Regions from separate parts of the Homo sapiens genome. Here region 2 is linked to region 1. Evidence: read pairs that join two places in POLR2A ChIA-PET (ENCODE). Cell type or tissue: PC-9. All regions are shown on one strand. Each heading gives the region's core, and the rest is flanking DNA. Links, peaks and the distances in the headings are about the cores only.

Region 1 (6,400 bases), core at 785-5,784:
AGGAGAATCACTTAAACCCAGGAGGCAGAGGTTGCGATGAGTCAAGATCGAGCCACTGCACTCCAGTCTGGGCGACAGAGCGAGACTCTACCTAAAAAAAAACAAAAAAACAAAAAGTAGGTCAGTGGTTACCAGGGGCCTGGGTTAGGAAGAGGAGACTAACTGCAAAGGGGAGTGAGGGAGCATATTTGGGACAATGAAAATGCTCTGTGTCTGGATTGCAGTGGTGGTTACACCATTTAGAACATTTGTCAATGATCATAGAGGTAGGTAATTTACATCTCAATTTAAAAAGTTGCGAGGTAGGGAGGTAAGTGTTGGTAATGTGTGGGGATGTCTTCCCAGGAAAGAGCATTGCTTCCTGTACTCACTGTCTTCCACGGCCAAGCCTGAGCTCACATGAGTGGGGTCTTGATCCCCCTGAAGATGACAGAAAGGTATGAAGGTGAGGAAGAGGAGTAGCCCTGCAGCACCTACCTCGCTGCTCACTCCCGGAGGCTCTGAGTGTACACAAGGGAGGGAGGCCCAGGCTGCACTCAGGAGACCACCAACCCAGCCTGAGACAAGGGGCAAGATCCTTCCCATCTATGCATTCCTGTTTCCTCCTCTGTGAAATGAACACGGGGGCTGCATTGGATGAAATGGAAACTTCTTACAGTGTGTTCTATGGAACAGTGGTCTGCAAAATTCTCTGTGAAAAGGGTTCCTCATGCAAGGAAGTATGTGAAACCTCCCTCCTGCTGTTTCTTGAAGACTCACAATACACCACTTGCTAAAGGCACTGAGTAATGCCACAGAAAAGGAACCTGTTTCACTCTGATTAACCCTGATTTCTTCAAATCTGTTCCCATTTTCACAGAACATACAAACATCCCAGGAGGCCTGGGGCATGCCTTGGAGTCTGGATCTTAGGCTGGAAGGATTGGAATGGGCCTAGCCCCAACTCCTTCTGGGGCAAGCATTGCTCAGGGCTAGAAAGGGATAGGTTCTAAAACCCACGCCTCCAACCCCCACCATGCCATCCCTTTATCCTTCCCCATACTGCACTTTGCTTAATATCAACCAGCCATCAGCAGGATGGTGCAAGAGGCTCTAACTCAACCAGGACAGGAAGGAATCCAGGAACAATTCACCTACCAGAGGCCCAAGGATTGAGAAAGGCCGGGACTGAGCAAAGACAGCACAGGTCCAGCTTGCGCAGGTCTCCAGCCCCCTCCCAGCCCCCAGCACAGGGTGTTTCCTCTCCTCTGAGTCTGTTCTGTGCAGGGGCACAGCACCCAGGTATAAGCTGTAAGGAGGGCTCAGATGCTGCCTAGGAACTCTGCCTTCCAGAAGGAGGGCCCCAGGAAACCTCACAAGAAAACTTAGCCCTTTGAAATGAAATCCTCACCCGATTCCAGAACCTATTATGGCTCCCTACCACCCCAGTGGCCTCCGTTCACTGCCCACTGGCTCTGACCTAACTCATCATCTCCATCTACCGGGGAATCACCTTCCACAGAACGTTAAGGTTGGACACCACTCAAAGCAGTGTTCAGGGCCGAGCACGGTGGCTCACGCCTATAATCCCAGCACTTTGGGAGGCCGAGGTGGGCGGATCACGAGGTCAGGAGATCGAGACCATCCTGGCTAACACGGCGAAACCCTGGCTCTACTAAAATTACAAAAAATTAGCCGGGTGTGGTGGCGGGCGCCTGTAGTCCCAGCTACTCGGGAGACTGAGGCAGGAGAATGGCGTGAACCCGGGAGGCGGAGCTTACGGTGAGCCGAGATCGCGCCACTGCACTCCAGCCTGGGCGACAGAGCGAGACTCCGTCTCAAAAAAAAAAAAAAAAAAGCAGTGTTCATGTGTGTAGCGTCATACACTCAGTAGTGTGTGTCAGTAAAGAGGAATGAACTAACCATAGATGCAGAAACACAATTAGCACAGGGGTGGGGTGAGGGGGACAGTGAGGATTAGCAACACCTCGAATTTCTTTCTTTTTTTTTTTTAAATATTGAGACGGAGTCTCGCTGTTACGAAGGCTGGTCCGGAACTCCTAGGCTCAAGTGATCCTCCTGCTTCAGCCTCCTAAAGTGCTGGGATTAGAGGCATAAGCCACCACACCTGGCCAACCCCAGGAATTTCTCCGGTACATTTTATTTCAACCACTATCTCTACTACTTACTCTGTTTTCTCTTGCTGATGCCTCTGTGTGGGAGACCTGCCAGGGGCCATTACTCCCATTTTCTTTTCTTTTCTTTTTTTTCTGAGATGGAGTCTCACTCTGTCGCCCAGGCTGGAGTGCAGTGGCGCGATCTCCGCTCACTGCAAGCTCCGCCTCCCGGGTTCACGCCATTCTCCTGCTTCAGCCTCCCGAGTAGCTGGGACTACAGGCACCTGCCACCACGCCCAGCTCATTTTTTTGTATTTTTAGTAGAGACGGGGTTTCACCGTGTTAGCCAGGACGGTCTCGATCTCCTGACCTCGTGATCCGCCTGTCTCGGCCTCCCTAAGTGCTGGGATTACAGGCGTGAGCCACCGCGCCCGGCCATTACTCCCATTTTCTAGAGGGGTACAACTGAGACCAAGAGTCGTCAAGAGGCTGCCACAGGCCAGGCTGGCTCACACCTGTAATCCCAGCACTTTGGGAAGGACAGGGGGGTGGATCACTTAAGCTCAGGAGGTTGAGGCTTCAGTGAGCCAAGAGATTGCACCACTGCACTCCAGCCTCAGGTGACAGAGTGAGATCCTGTCTCAAAAAAAAAAAAAAAAAGAGTCTGCAACATAAGATAAAGGGCCAGCTGAGACCAACAACACAGGTGTAAGGCTCCTGGCCCTGAGCATGTCCCACCTTGCAGAAGGCTCTGGAAACATCCCAGAAAGAGGGGTGTATTTGGTTTCTCACACGTGTGCTAAGCTTTATTCTTTTCTACCAGCAACTCTCAATTCGTTCCCAAATAATGGTCTCCTGGGAATATAGTGCCCTCCGGTGGCCTTCCTGGGTGCTACATCAATGCCCTCCGATGGGAAGAGTGGGATGAAAAGTCCTTCCTCAACCTTCTGGGAAGAGAAAAGAACCCTAGGAACCCACCTCACCACCCCAAGCCATAATCCAGTCTATCTTCCATGGGGAAAAGGAGGGGAGGAATGATGGCTTCTCAGAGACTCTTTCTAAATCCACTGCCTTCAGGATAACATTCAAAGTCTTATTCTTTATTCACTCCACAAACATTTCTCCTTGTCGCCATGAGCCAGGCTTTATGCTGCTGCTGGGAACAAGGGACCATAGTGCCCCGAAGGAGCTCCCAGCTCCTGCAGGAAGTCCAGGGCCGGCCTCTCCTGCTATGCCTGGATGCCTGCTTCCCACCTTCAGAGGCCAATAGCTTCCCTCCATCATGACCTCTCCACGGCATCATTTTTTTTTACTTTTTTAGGAGCAACTGGAGAGAGGAGGAAAATCTGAGAGTGGTGCTCTGAAAACCTAGCAAAGCGAATGTTTCTAGGAGTGGCCAAGCATGCAGTGAGGATGATGGGTGGCTGCTGGGTGGAGTAAAGCTAGGACTGCAAATTGGTCACTGTATTCAGCAAAATGAAGGTTCCCGGAGAATTTGACAAAAGCCGTTTCCACCCTGGCACAGTGGCTCATGCCTGTAATCCCAGCACCTTGGGAGGCCAAGGCGGGCAGATCACTTGAGGTCAGGAGTTCGAGACCAGCCAGTGAAACCCCATCTCTACTAAAAATACAAAATTAGCCAGGCGTGGTGGCGGACACCTGTAATCCCAGCTACTCGGGAGGCTGAGGCAGGAGAATCACTTGAACCTGGGAGGTGGGAGGCGGAGGTTGCAGTGAATTAAGATTGCCACACTCCAGCCCGGGCGACAGAGTGAGACTCCATCTCAAAAAAAAAAAAAAGCCACTTCCATGGAGTGGGGAAAATCAATGTCTGATGACAGTGGGTCCAAGAGAAAATGTGAGGAGAGAAATTAGAGACAACTTTTTTGAGGAGTTTTACTGTGTTTTGTTTTTTGGGTTTTTTTTTTTTTTGAGAGGGAGTCTTGCTCTGTCTTTCAGGCTGGAGTGCAGTGTCCTGATCTCTGCTCACTGCAATCTCTGCCTCCCGGCTCAAGCAATTCTCCTGCCTCAGCCTCCTGAGTAGCTGGGATTACAGGCGCCCACCACCATGCCTGGCTAATTTTTGTATTTTTAGTAGAGATGGGGCTTTCTTTTCTTTTTTTTTTTTTTTTTTGAGAGGGAGTCTCGCACTGTCACCCAGGCTGGAGTGCAGTAGTGCCATCTCCACTCACTTCAACCACCGCTTCCCAGGTTCAAGCAATTCTCTTGCCTCAGCCTCCCAAGTAGCTGGGATTACAGGTGCCCACCACCACGCACCACTAATTTTTTGTATTTTTAGTAGAGATGGGGTTTCACTATGTTAGCCAGGCTGGTCTTGAACTCCTGACCTCATGATCCACCCATCTCGGTTTCCCAAAGTGCTGGGATTACAGGCGTGAGCCACCATGCCCGGCCAAGATGGTGTTTCACCGTGTTGGCCAGGCTGGTTTTGAACTCCTGACCTCGGCCTCCCAAAGTGCCGGGATTACAGGTGTGAGTCACTGTGCCCGGCCAGGAGTTTTACTGTGAAGGGAAGGAATGAATATAGTTGGAGGGGAAAGTGGCATCAAGGAAAGGCTTTTTATCACTAATAATAAACATTTCATTGAAATACACCATTCATACAGAACAGCTAACAAATCTTGAGTGTGTAGCTCAATGAATTTCCACAAGGTGAACACACTCAGGTAACCAGCACCCAGATCAAGAAATGGAAAGTGGCCAGGTGCAGTGGCTCATGCATATAATGCTAACACTTTGGGAGTCCAAGACGGGAGGATCGCTTGAGCTCGAGAGTTTGAGACCAGCCTGGGCATCATAGTTAGACTCCCGTCTCTAAAATTATACATATATTTTTTTCTGAGACAGAGTCTTGCTCTGTTGCCCAGGCTGGAGTGCAATGGCATGATCTCAGTTCACTGTAACCTCCGCCTCCTGGGTTCAAGTGATTCTACTGCCTCAGTCTCCCAAGTAGCTGGGATTACAGGCGTGTGCCACCACACCCGGCTAATTTTTTGTATTTTTAGTAGAGACGGAGTTTTGCCATGTTGGCCACACTGGTCTCGAACTCCTGACCTCATGATCCACCCACCTCGGTTTCCCAAGGTGCTGGGATTACAGGCGTGAGCCACCATGCCCAGCCAAAATAAAAAATAAAATTTTTAATTAGCTAGGTTTATGGGTGCATGCCTGTAGTTCAGGCTACTCAGGAAGCTGAGGTGGGAGGATCACTTGAACCCAGAAGTTCGAGGCTATAGTGAGCCATGATCATGTCACTGCACTCCAACCTGGGCCACAGAGCAAGACTCTGTCTCAAAAAGTGAAAAATAAATAAGAAACAGAATATGACCAGTTGCCAATATCCCCTTCATGGCCCCTTGCAGTCACCACCATCTTTCTGAAAGGTAACTAGTACCATAACTAACTTTTTTTTTTTTTGAGACGGAGTCTCGCCCTGTCACCCAGGCTGGAGTGCAGTGGCTCAATCTCGGTTCACTGCAACCTCCACCTCCTGGGTTCAAGCAATTCTCATGCCTCAGCCTCCATAGTAGCTGGGATTACAGTTGTGCACCACCATACATGGCTAATTTTTGTGTATGTATATATGTGTGTATATATATGTTTGTGTATATTACATGTGTGTATATATGTATATTACATATGTGTGTATATATGTATATATACATATATATGTATATGTATATATACATATATATGTATATGTATATATACATATATATGTATATGTATGTACACATATATATGTATATTATGTATATATACACATGTATGTATATTATGTATATATACACACATATATGTGTGTGTGTGTATATATATATATATTTTTTTTTAGTAGAGATGAGGTTTCACTATGTTGGCCAGGCTGGTCTCGAACTCCTGGCCTCAAGTGATTCGCCTGCCTCAGCCTCCCAAAGTGCTGGGATTACAGGTGTGAGCCAGACCTAAACAGCATGTTCTCTTTTGTGTCTTCCTTCTTATGTTTGACATTGATGTGAGATTCACTCCTACTGTGGGTAGCGCTTCTGTCCTTTTCATCACTGTATAAAATAACTTTGTTCTATTTACCCATTTTATTGTTGATGGGCATTAGGGTTGCTTTCTGTTTGGAGCTAAAATGATTAACATGGCCATGAATATTTGTGTACATGCATTTTGGCACACTTGAACTGTATTGTAGCTTCTGTGCCAACTTTTCCCTTCCCATGGCCTTCTGTGGCCACCTCCTCGCCTTCCTACATGATTTCCATAGTTGCCTGTGACCTCATTCTGGCCACCTTCAG
Region 2 (6,400 bases), core at 558-5,557, 240 kb before region 1:
ACTGGTCCCTCATTGGCTCAGTCCTGGGGGCCCTGATTGGTGTGGCTGGCTCCACCTATGTGAACCGTGTGCGACTACAGGAGCTGAAGGCTTTACTCCTGGAGGCGCAGAAGGGGCCTGTGAGTCTCCAAGAGGCCATTCGAGAACAGGCGTCTAGCTACTCCCGCCAGCAGAGGGACCTCCACAATCTCATGGTGGACCTGAGGGGCCTGGTACATGCTGCTGGGCCAGGGCAGGACTCTGGGTCACAGGCAGGTAGTCCCCCGACCAGAGACAGAGATGTAGATGTCCTTTCAGCTGCCTTGAAAGAGCAGCTTAGTCATTCCAGGCAAGTCCATTCATGTCTAGAAGGCTTACGAGAGCAGCTTGATGGCCTAGAAAAGACTTGTAGCCAAATGGCTGGGGTGGTTCAGCTTGTAAAGTCTGCAGCACACCCAGGCCTGGTGGAACCAGCAGACGGGGCTATGCCCAGCTTCTTGCTGGAGCAGGGGAGCATGATCTTGGCACTGTCAGACACGGAGCAGAGACTAGAAGCCCAAGTCAACAGGAACACCATCTATAGCACCCTGGTCACCTGTGTGACATTTGTGGCCACACTGCCTGTGCTCTACATGCTATTCAAAGCCAGCTAACCCCTGGCCCCTCCTCCAGAGGGTCTGAGGCAATAGCTGTGAATGTGGATTTAAGTAGAGAATCGTAGCAATGAAGCGAGCCTTTGGGGGCATGTACAACCTCAATCTGAAGGAGCAGTATCTGTGTGGCTCACCAGCAGGCATGCTTCGCTTTGTAGACAAGGTTCATTTACATTAATTATCAAAACTTTGTGCTAATGTCCAATTAAAATATCCTGAGTTTTATTATTTAAAACAATCAGACTGAGTTTTTTTCATTAAGAATCAAGATCCAAGACTTGAAGGTTGGGCCTGGAGTTGGGGTAGTCACCCCCTTTAGTTCCTCTCTCATCTCCTCTCTGTCCTCTTTTCTGAACTGTTATGGATGCACTCCTGAGGCCTAGATTTTCATTTTGGATTTCCTCCAGTTACCTGACTGTCCGGTGTCAGATGGCCTGGGAGTTCCAGTGAGTGGAACCTAGCCTGCTGCCTACTCATTTCGTGACCATGGTTGCTTCCCATCTCCTGGATCACTTTCTCTACCATGTGGGGGAGAACTTCCTGGTTCTAGTACTGGAGGAGTGATCAGAGGAGAGCAGGGAAGGGAGATTGGGAGAATGGTTGATAAATGTTGCTGGGGACATAAGTATAGGGATTGGTGGCCAGTCTGGATCCCTGGTACAGAGATTGCTTTGGGCAGCAGTGGTGTGCCACGGGGGCTGGGTGCACACCCCCACACAGCCCGGGGATATCTTCCACAGGCATAGGCAGAGCTCAGGACACCGGGAGTGTGCATGGAGAGGCAGTGATAGGGAGGGGGGGGTCTCCCACAGGTGGGAGGTGCAGTGGGGCATATGTATGATCTCTTTTCAGAGGGGAACAGTGACCCTTGACCTTGACTAAATGGCCATGGGTGGCCTTGTGTGCCCTGAGTAAACAGGAGCTTTGGGCTGGTATTCAGTCCTGGTGTTGGAGTATTGGAAGTCAGGCACATTCCAGAGAACCCACTCCCCTTTGAGAGCGCAGGGTAGCTATATGCAGGGGGGCCGCAGGTGGGGACTCGTTCACTGGTGCCTGTGCAGAGCTCTCAGAGCCTGTGGAGTCAGGAGTGTTTCCCATAAGGCATACTTTCTTCTTGGAGCCTGTGTTCAGTCTTGGGCAGTGAGCATGGCCCAAATGCCCCCCACCCCAGGTTCTCAGCACCTGGTCCCTCAGTCAATCTATCCTTGGCGAGTAATGGCTCCCCAGAATGGCATGGGATGGAAAGACCCCTGTGCTTAGAGTGTTCACATTCCTTGTAGGGCAGGAGGTAGCGTATCTGTGTACAGATGAAAGGGGTTGTGGGGTTTGGAAGTCCCAGTTTCCTCTGGGGTGAGATAGGTCCTGAAGTGTGTGCTTGGATGAATGGATTTGGGGAGGGAGGGATTCTGTGCATGTGGAGGGGGCTGCTACAAGCTACATAGGCAGGAAAGCCAAAGTGGGTGAGGGACTGGGGCAGACTGTCCTGGCTGGGGTGGTGATGGGTGTGGGGGAGTTGTGCAGAATGATGTCACAGGCCCGGGGTGCCAGGTTGGCAGTCTGAGGTCAGAGGCTAAGGGTGAGGGATCCAGGGAGGGATTGCTATGCTGGTGCAGACAAGGTGCTAAGCACCTGGACTCAGGTGCTGGAAGTGGGAGTGGAGGAAAAGGGGTGACCTGACAGGAGACCCTTGATAGCTGGTGGGAGGTGGGAAGAGGGTGTCTCTAGCTCTAGGGCAGTAGCCAGTGTGGATGACCTGAACCTCCTGATTGAGGCTCCCCTAGCCTGTGGAGGCCTTGGAGGCTTTCAGATGATGCCTGTGACGTTTTTGCCTCCCAGGAAGCTGTGCCAATGGCTTTGAGCCAAAGTCCTCCAAAAGTCCTAATAGGATGGGCCAGGTTCTGGTCCTGAGTTAGCCGTGGGCATGCCAGGGTGTGAAGGGCCCTGCACAGGGTACAAATGGTCCCCAGGAGAGAACCTTTCTGCCAGCGTTTCCTCCCGCAGAAGGCCCAGGTGTTTGCCAGTGAGGGAGCCCAGACTTGCCCAACGCTTCTCAGCTTGGGGTGGGTCCAGGTCTGGGTCCTGGGCTGGGAAGAAAGGAAGGAAGTGAGCCCTTGCTTGTGCGCCTCTGCAGCCCAGGTTCCCTGCCTTCACAGCCCCGCTAGAGGTGGGATCACCCCCACTTACTGGTGAGCAAATAGGCTGGGGGGGGTTGGTGTCAGGTTACATGGTTTAGTTGATGGCGCAAGCCCAGGTCCAAAGCCCATGCTCTTCTCAAACAGCCAGAGGTGGGGGCCGGAAGGAGGGATTGGCTGTTGGGGAGTAGTGGGAGCAGGGGCGGTGAGCAGGGGCGGTGGGCAGGGCCAGGTGCGCAGGGGAGAAACAAGGCGCCTTGGAGTTCAGGTAAAGAAAGTTGGGGAGGATGACCACCGGAGCCGGGTAAGGAAGGGAAAGGGAGCTCCGGGCGCGGGGCGAGGCCGGGCGCTGGCAGAAGAACGGGTCGGGCTGGTGAGGGACTCGGGTGCTACCCGGCTCTGGACGGGCGGGAAGAGGCCGGGACGCTGTTCCACCAGCACCTGCGGGTGCGGAGCGCGACCCCCCGCCTCGGCTCCTGGCAACCAGGAAAGTTCCCAGTTCCGGTTCCAAGGAGGCGAGCAGGTGAGGCCGACGGGGCGGGGCGGCTCTGGCTCCCGGGGTTCACTCCTCACCCCTCCGGGCGACCCGCGTTGCCATGGCGACCGCCGCGGTGCAGCCCGCCCCCGCCCTCCCCCGTGCGGGAGGGGTCGGGTCCCCAGCCCTCGGCCGATGCGGAGCCCGCGGGGCTGGAATGCGGGGTCCCGGGCGGTTCGGGGCCGCGCGCCCGGCTCTCCGGGCTGCTTCCGGCCTGGCCCGGGCGGCGGGCGGGGGGAGGGCAGCCCGGCAGGCGAGGGGGAAGGAGCGGAGACGAGCCCGGCCGACGCGGCTTTGTCTCCTTTGTTCCCGGCGGTGGCAGCGCCGCGCGGGAGGGGCGGGCAGCGGGCGCAGTTTTCCGCCCCTCGGTCTCCGGGTAACAGCTGCGGCTCCGCCAGACCCGGGGAGAGGCCGCTGCGCGCGGAGCCCGAGCCCGGAGCGGCCGACGCCCGCCTCGGCGCGCACATCCCGCGGGGCCCGGCCGGGTGGTGAGTGCGGGGCTCGGGGCCAGGGCGGCGAGGAACGGGGCTCCCGAGGTGGAACGGGCCGGGGCCCCGATCCCGCCGGGCAGGGGCGGCCTGGGTGAGTGGTGGGCGGCTTTGGTTTTGAGAGTTGGGACCACACTTCTCCGCGCGAAGGGAAACTCTGGCGACTCCGCCTGGAACGCGATTGGGAGACTGAGGAGGTGGAGCTGCTCCTCCGCGCCCCCTCCTCGCCGTCGCCGCCGGGGACCGGCCGGCCCCTTCCCCGCCCTCCCAGGGCCAGTGATGGGGTCCTCGCCTCGGGGTCTGGGGGTTGGGGAGGGTCAAGGACGAGCCGAGTGGGGAGGTCGGGGCTTCCCCTCAGTAGTAACAGCCCTTTCTGGCTGCTCCCGGTGGGACTGACAAAGGCGGACCTCGAGCCTCCTGACCCCCGGGCGGGTGGGGGGGACCCTCCTCTCCACACACAGACATATTAAGTGGGTGATCGATGAGCGCCTTGGGTCATCGCAGGTGCCTGGTAAATGGTGGATCTCCCCACCCCTCCTCAACACACAGAAAACAGGGCGGGCAGCGGGCACCACTGCACTGTCAATGAATAACTCACCTCTGTAGTGAACCCTGGGAGCTGAGCAGGAGGGTGAAACGGGAAGGCCGGTTTCCCACTAACTGGCAGGCAAGGCAAATGTGGGCTGTCCTATGGCCCCTCTGCAGGTGCGGAATGGCGGGGTTTGTGAGCCCCTTTTGTTGTCGAGGACAGCTCCACGGGGGTCCGGGAGGTGCTTGCTCTACAGACAGAAGTTGGGCAGTCTTGCGCCCCCTGAAAAGGTTCAGAGTAGGGTGGCCCCAGAAGAGACTCCAGGGCATGTGTGGGGGAGCACTGGGCACAGGCAGAGTTAGGCTTTGGCTGTGAGTCTGAGCAGGGCCTCAGATATTGGGAATGGGCAGGAGATCCTGGCTGTGTAAGTTGGGGATGTGAGGTCTGGTTCTAGATCAGCCTTTTCAGTCTGCCCTGGCCTGGTCATTAATAAAAGTGGGGCCAATGTGTTCCCTTTGAGAGACCAAGTGGCTTGGAGGGATTGTGGGCCCCCTATCTCCCCTACTTGTTGGGTTTTCTTGGGTGTGAAATGGGGGTTCGTTCACCATACAGGGAGCATCTGGTCTGTGCTGAAGTCTGTGTAAGTTGCTGGGGCCTCTGAATCAGAAGCCATACTCCCTGCCTTCAAGGAGCTTCAAGTCCAGAGTAGGAGGGTGGAACAGGGAGAAAGGTGACCCTGGTTGGCATCACTAATGCCAGGCACACACTGTTTCATGTTTACTGGTCAGAGCAATCCTGCCTCCCATTGTACAACTAGGAAATCTGAGGCTCGGAAAGCCTGAGGCAGAGCGGCCGTGCCTGTCAGGGTGGTGGCTAGGTGTGTCCATTCTGTCCACCGCATGCAGCGGCCTCCTCAGGAGCCTGGGAGGACAGGGGAGGCTCCCCAGGGAGAGGATGGTTGGTGTAGGAGTTAATGGGATAGCGAGGGAGTGGGCATTCCAGGCAGCGGCAAGAGCCTGTGCAGCGGTTGGAGGAGCCAAGCAGCCTGCAGTTCAGGCTGGCAGGAACGAAGGGCATGTGTGGGGGAGCACTGGCATGGATCGGGTGGGAGAGGTGTGGACTGGAGGGGTAGGCCTTTATCCCTCCCGCTCTGGGGTGCCCCAGAGGCTCTTGGGGGAGGGGTGTACTCAATTCTGCTCAAGGAAAGTCCTGAGAAGTTGGGAGTTGGGAGGCTAGATTGGAGGGGCTGGGAGCTGCTCAGTGGCCTGTGGCAGAGATTAAGTGAAATCCATGTGCCTGAAATGGAGGAGAAAAAGTCACTGCTCTTCTTTCTGTCCTCCTTCCGACACCCATGGTATGTGTGGAGGGGCAAGGGGTGCTAGGTCCTGATTCACAGGGAGACTGCTGGCAGAAGCCTGACCACTTTCCCTGGAGTGGGTCAGCGGCCGACCTCCTCAGTGGCCTGGCCAGGAGCTGTTCTGATCCCGCCCATTTCTTCCTGTTGTCTCCTCATCCAGTGTTTTTTTTTTGTTTTTGTTTTTAACCATTTTTTCATCTCCCAAGGCTCTGTCATGCATCAATGCAGTTTTGATTTCACATATGGGGAGTGGTTTTGTTACTGCCCCTTGAGGGCTGGAGAACTTTGGCACGCAGTAGGCTCTGAGCAAATATTTGTAAGCATGTAGGAGTGAGTATTGGTCTAACTATGGGACCCTGTGCCCAAGGCCCATCCCTGGCATGCGGTGGCAGGAGAATTGAACAGTAGCCCCTTGCAAGAGGTGGCCTCTGCCCATCCTCAGGTGGACTCTGTCTTCCCATGGGAAGAAACTTTCTTTCCTCATCCCTTGGAAACTAGGTGGGGGGCTCTTGGGCAGCCTGGTCTTGCCACAGTCCTGGGATCCTGGCCGGGTTCGAGACTTTCCCTGCTGCCCCCTTCCCCCCGCCCCCTTGGGTGGCTAACAGAGGCAGCCTTGTTCCTGCTCCCATAGAGCTGCCCTGTTTTCTGCACACTAAAAATGGAAACCCCCAAGCTATTTCGGGAGCAGTGCCCAGCCAGGCTGTGACCACGGCCCCCCTGCTCCCAC

Evidence for each region. Peaks named below come from ENCODE experiments on the same cell type or tissue, not always from the same donor. Only the 100,000 strongest peaks of a DNase experiment are listed, where the experiment ranks them.
Region 2: POLR2A ChIA-PET joins it to region 1 with 11 read pairs; 13 of 35 experiments call an interaction of 5 or more read pairs at or near these places.

The regions. Positions count from the first base shown.
Region 1 is chr3:48,191,179-48,197,578 of GRCh38, reverse strand. MIR4443 (microRNA 4443) reads right to left here and starts at 1,015; the gene lies at 963-1,015. RefSeq lists an enhancer at 825-1,354. In PC-9, for the core only: CTCF peaks have their summits at 2,784 and 2,986 (motif pointing left); a DNase peak (open chromatin) is centred at 2,948.
Region 2 is chr3:48,426,640-48,433,039 of GRCh38, reverse strand. It overlaps PLXNB1 (plexin B1), which reads left to right and starts at 2,954. Exons shown (of 38, transcript NM_001130082.3): 1 at 2,954-3,032. CCDC51 (coiled-coil domain containing 51) reads left to right here. Exons shown (of 4, transcript NM_001256964.2): 4 at 1-867. The coding sequence ends at 632. RefSeq lists enhancers at 288-337, 1-653, 2,007-3,000 and silencers at 3,241-3,840, 3,921-4,000. In PC-9, for the core only: no CTCF peak of the experiment used is centred there; a DNase peak (open chromatin) is centred at 2,859; H3K4me3 peaks cover 2,467 bases; H3K27ac peaks cover 1,069 bases.